Linked DNA regions of Homo sapiens: region 2 is linked to region 1. A link is an interaction called in ENCODE POLR2A ChIA-PET data of the cell type or tissue named here. Cell type or tissue: Caco-2. All regions are shown on one strand. Each heading gives the region's core, and the rest is flanking DNA. Links, peaks and the distances in the headings are about the cores only.

Evidence for each region. ChIA-PET counts read pairs that join two places held together with the same protein. Peaks named below come from ENCODE experiments on the same cell type or tissue, not always from the same donor. Only the 100,000 strongest peaks of a DNase experiment are listed, where the experiment ranks them.
Region 2: POLR2A ChIA-PET joins it to region 1 with 8 read pairs; 5 of 35 experiments call an interaction of 5 or more read pairs at or near these places.

The regions. Positions count from the first base shown.
Region 1 is chr4:68,360,251-68,363,172 of GRCh38, reverse strand. No RefSeq gene overlaps it. Among named protein-coding and RNA genes, the nearest start is that of YTHDC1, 12 kb to the right of the region's middle. In Caco-2, for the core only: no CTCF peak of the experiment used is centred there; a DNase peak (open chromatin) is centred at 1,812.
Region 2 is chr4:68,411,798-68,414,719 of GRCh38, reverse strand. No RefSeq gene overlaps it. Among named protein-coding and RNA genes, the nearest start is that of TMPRSS11E, 34 kb to the left of the region's middle. In Caco-2, for the core only: no CTCF peak of the experiment used is centred there; no DNase peak of the experiment used is centred there.

The sequences.
Region 1 (2,922 bases), core at 256-2,755:
GTAGAATCTACAGAGAAAGGTAGCTGTATTTAGATTGTGGTTTTCTCAAAAAGGAGAGTTGAAATATTTATCCTAATGTTCATTATCTACGAATAGAGTTAGGGCAAAGTTCTCTATTTTGATCTATGAGCTATAGAGCAATTGAACATTTTTCACCCAGTATTATACTACGCTTATTATTTTGCGTATTTTGCTATTTCCTTTTTCCTTCATGTCCATCTTTTTGTTTGCAAATAACAAAAAGCAATTCGAGTTATATTAGAGGAAAAGGAAAACTACTGTGAGGGTAAATGTATCTGTCCAAATCGAAGGGTAGAATGCAACCAGGTCTCAAGAACTGCCGCTGAAATCTAGAATGCTTTAAGACAAATGAGATGTGTTTCCCCATTTCTGGTTTCCCTTTGCATATTTTTATGCTTCTATACTGGAAGATAAATCTTATTTACTACTAAGTCCACATAATGGTCAAAAAGTGACTGCCTGTAACTTCAAATTTTCATGAGTTATAGTTTCAGCCACACAAACAGGATGATTTCCAGTCTGATTCCCTTTCCAAATTCTGGGAGAAGTGACATTGAACCTATTCCCATCCCTATTTACTCTCATCAGCTGTGGCCAGGATATCCTATAAAATCATACATATATAGCTATGAGTGCTGTGTATCTGAGGGGCAGTTAAGCATAATGGTGTGCTGAAGCTTGCCTGTAATGACTTATAAGAGCCAGTTGTTAAATTTTTAAAATTTTTGTAGACTGGTTGTTAAACATAGGGATTATTAAAAAATAAATTATACAAAGTTAATAATATTAAGTATAGTTAAGTAAACTATATTAAATACAAAAGTAATAAATATTCAAAATTCACCACTTCCTGATTCTTTCAATTATAACTTAATATTATTTGTTCTTGAGGTTATTTATATTTACAATTATTGCACCTGTATGGTGAAAATACTATAAAATTTTGTTACTTCTCATTTCTTCCTGTGTTCAGTGATGAGATGTCACATAGATAGTTTGAAATTGGTCATGGCAGGAGTAATTACACCACATAAATTGACAAACATTACAAATAAGTTTTGTTTTATTTTGTTTTTCTGGAGAGCTGGTTGTTAAACATTTACCAGTTCACTACTGGTAAAAGGAGTCATTGTCAGAAAACACGTTTTACCCCACTACAATATCTACTACTTCTACTATACTAGAAGATAACTTCCTTCAAAGTAACAATAACACATTTGCTTGCAATGTTATTGTTTCTTCCACAGTATTTGGCATTCTAATTAAGTTATAAGAAAGCTGATACATGGCTTGGCTACCATGATTAGAATTTAATTATTCATGACACTTCTAAAAAGCCCTGCTATCAGAACATTTATGTCCCCTGCCTCCAAAATCCGTTTGTTGAAATTCTAAGCCCCAAGGTGTTGGTATTAAGAGGTTGGGCCTTTGGATGGTGATTGGATCGTGACAGAAGAGCCCTCATAAATGGGATTAGTGCCCTTAAAAAAGCGGCCCCAATGAGCTTGTTTTCCCCTTCCAAAATATGAAGACACAATCTATAATACTTTGTTATAGCAGCCCCCCGGAAATAAAACATACCCACATACAAATGTTGTTTTTGTTTCTTTTTCCTGTTTCAAACAGTATCTTACTCTGTTATCCAGGCTGGAATGCAATGGTGCAATCATTGCTCACTGCAACCTCAAACTCCTGGGCTCAACCACACCCAAGCAACTTTTTGTAGAGACAGGGCCTCATGTTTACATTCTACAAGCATTTTTTTTTTCCAGAGATAGGATCTGACTCTGTCTTCCAGGCTGACATGCAGTGGCAGTGTCATACCTCACTGCAGCATTGAGCAACCTGGCTCAAGCAATCCTCCCACCTCAGCCTCCCAAGTAATTGGAACTACAGGCATGAGCCAACCACACAATCACACTCAGCTAAGTTTTTAAATTTTTGTCGAGACAGGGCCTCACTATGCTGCCCAGGCTGGACTCTGACTCACGTGAGCACAGGGATGACTCTGAGTTCCGTCTCTTGTTCACAAGGAATTTCCTTATGGGAAAACTGCAAGGGAAGCATGTAGCTTTTTAATTTTTGTAGCTATCTTATTTAGGAATAGAATGGGAGGCAGGTGTGCCCATTGCAGTTCCCAGCTTGACTTCCCTTTGGCTTAGTGATTTTTGGGTCCTGAGATTTATTTTCCTTTGACAAGAGTAAAGTGAGTTTTCTCAGGTTGATAATAATGATGATCAATTGCTGAAGTACTTAGCACTAACATGCATACACACAACAGGTTAGTGATAAGTACTTCACATATGACTTGATGAAGAAAAAACTATTGGATTAGCTATCCTAGTTAAAGAAAACAAAATGAGGTTCAAAGAAGTAAATAATTTGCTCAAAGAAGTAAATAATTTGCTCTGGGTAGCAGAGCGAGGATTCAAGCCACATCCCTAACTCTGGAGCCAGGGCTCTTCACCTCTGTGTTACACTTCTCCACGTTCACATAGCTTCTAAGCAGTAAATGTTTGCTAAAATGCTAATCTTATTTATGCCCAAGCCCATACTCCTAAGCAATGAGAAAATGTATGACAGATTATATTTTCAAGTGTGTTTCGACCCAGTCCAATATTTTCAGATCTGAATTGATTCTTCAGAATTTCTTTTCTTCTTAGCAACAGGTCCTGAGGACTGCAGTTTACTTGCCTCTTCTCTTTGGAGTAGTCATCCTGGAAATCACCTCTGAGAAGTCTTAGAATCACTGTCCCACCAGCTCTAATCTTCTTTTCTCATCCTGAAGTTATGCTAAACACATTATTTATTAAATGGTGGTGGTGGTGGTGGTGATCATCTTTTTTTTCCTCTGGTGCCTGTTTTGGTAATCTCTGTGGTATAAGGAGACAAACGTCACAT
Region 2 (2,922 bases), core at 188-2,687, 52 kb before region 1:
TTTAAATGCAGTATGTCGTCGTCAGTTCACTCATACTGGCTGTTATTTCTTTTCTTTTCTTTTCTTTTCTTTTTTTTTTTTTTTTTTTTGAGACGGAGCCTCGCTCTGTCGCCTAGGCTGGAGTGCAGTGGCGTGATCTCAGCTCACTGCAAGCTCCGCCTCCCGGGTCCACGCCATTCTCCTGCCTCAGCCTCCCGAGTAGCTGGGACTACAGGTGCCTGCCACCATGCCCAGCTAATTTTTTTGTATTTTTAGTAGAGACGGGGTTTCACCATGTTAGCCAGGATGATCTCGATCTCCTGACTTCGTGATCCGCCCATCTCGGCCTCCCAAAACGCTGGGGTTACAGTCGTGAGCCACTGCGCCTGGCCACTGGCTGTTATTTCCTAACATTAAAGCCAAATGGCATGCCCACATTTCTTAAACTATGCAGCCTTCACGCTTCCATTACCAGCCAGACTTCTGTTGACATTTGAGTTTGCAAACCCTATGACTCCCAAGCCTGGCCAAGGTCCTAGCCGGGCCTCAACTGTATTACGAAGAATTACAAGAACAGTTTCCCCTCCTGTGAGCTGGAGAGACAATGCCAGTTGCAATTAGAGGCAGAGTATCAGTCTGATAAACATCAGCAGCAATAAAGGTAGCATCCTGTCAGTCAGCAGGGTGGGAAGGCTGCAAGGAAGGACCCAGCTGCAGCAAGGCTCCTGAACAAAAAGCCAAGCAGTACTCTAGGAAACGCTCCAAACAATGTTGTAGAAAAATACATGCTAACATCTGGTAAGCAAACAGACAGAGTCTTTTTTCATAATTATATACATATAAAAATGAAGCATAACCTCATTATGTAGTGACAGGTGTGGGATATGATGCGGTTTCTCTTCAAATAATCTGATCAATCTTTTATTCTTTAATTCATAGTACCCCCGCCGTTTTTCCGTTTTTCCGTTTTTCTCCTTTAATGCCCAGGCACGCTACAGTACCAGGCATTATCAGTACCACCTCGCATTCCTTTCCTTATTTAAAAAAAAAAAAAAGACTAACTTTCTAGCTCATTGCAGACAACCCTTCCCCTTCCTCTCCACTTCCTTTTTTTTTTTTTTTTTTTTTTTTTTTTTTTTTTTAGACGGAGTCTCCCTCTGTCCCCCAGGCTAGAGTGCAGTGGCGCAATCTTGGCTCGCTGCAAGCTCCGCCTCCTGGGTTCACGTCATTCTCCTGCCTCCGCCTCCCTAGTAGCTGGGACTACAGGCGCCCGACTAATTTTTTTGTATTTTTAGTAGAGACGAGGTTTCACCGTGTTAGCCAGGGTGGTCTCAATCTCCTGACCTCGTGTTCTGCCCGCCTCGGCCTCCCAAAGTGCTGGGATTACAGGCGTGAGCCACCGCGTCCAGCCTTCCTCTCCACTTTCTTGTACGTGCCCACCCTATCTAAAAAAAATCAAATGCTTAGCCAACCGAGATTAGTTTAAATTGTACGACCCGACCCTGGCCAATAAAAAAAGCGTACGGGGCAGGACTTGCAACAGAAATAAAGGTTCCCCTGCCCCTTTGTTCAGGTGTGCTCTCATGTAACTGGCCAAGGAGGCACCCCTGTGCGCAGAAGTAAAATTGCTTTGCTAAGAATCCTTTGTTCGAGTGTTCAATTTCCTTAGGATTTTGAACGTTATTCCTAACACAGGCTAATGGGGCTGGTGACATACGTGTTGCACAAGTTCTGAAAGGGTCATCTCATGGTCATTCGTTTACATTTATCTACAACCACTTTCTCACTTGTTTTGCCTCAGCCTTACCCTGCATATGAAGTTTGGCTTAAAATAGAGCAAAAATCAAACAATTTTCCTGTGGAAGTAGTAAATAGGGAAAAAATAAAAATAAAAACAATGGTGTTTTTTGTTTGTATGTTTGTTTGTTTTTGGTTTTTTGGGTTTTTTTGAGACAGCGTCTATCTCTGTTGCCCAGACTGGAGTGCAGTGGCGCAAGTTCGGCTCAGTGCAACCTCCACTTCCCAGGTTCAAGTGATTCTTGTGCCTCAGCCTCCCTAGTAGCTGGGTTACAGGCATGCACCATCATGCCCGGCTAATTTTTGTATTTTCAGTAGAGACTGGGTTTCACCATGTTGCCCAGGCTGATCTCAAACTCCTGGCCTCAAGGGATCTGCCCACCTCAACCTCCAAAGTACTGGGATTACAGGCATGAGCCACTGCGCCTGGCCGATGGTGTGGCTGTTTGATTGTTTGTTTTGAGACAGAGTCTCACTCTGTCACCCAGCCTGGAGTGCAGTGGTGCAATCTTGGCTCACTGCAGCCTCCGCCTCCTAGGTTCAAGTGATTCTCCTGCCTCAGCCTCCCTGGTAGCTGGAATTACAGGCACCTGCCACCATGCCTGGCTAGCATTTTTGTATTTTTAGTGGAGATGGGGTTTCACCATGTTGGCCAGGCTGGTCTTGAACTCCTGACCTCAGGTGATTCACCTGCCTCAGCCTCCCACAGTGCTGGGATTACAGGCATGAGTCACCGCACCTGGTCAATGGTGTGTTTTTTAAAGATTATAAAGTATCCCTGATTGAAATGTGGGTTACACCTTTTCATAAAGAGCACATCTTTAATCTTACTTTCTTTTATGGTCATCCATATGAATATTTTGAAACTCTATTAAATAGAATCATACAGAATGAAATTCTGTATGTTACAGAATTGTCAGTATATAAGTTTATGCTATTGTATTTACATTTGAAAGGATCTGCTGCACCATAGTTGGAGACTGGGAATTTTGACAGAAGTTGAAATACTATGATTGGATATAATATGGAAGTGGGGTGAGTATCTTTGGTGTGAAAGGAACTTCACTAACACAAGTGGCTGAGCCCCAGCTGCACATCATTATCTACAGAGGTGTGGTGTTTCAGTTTTTCTAGAGAGTCATTTCT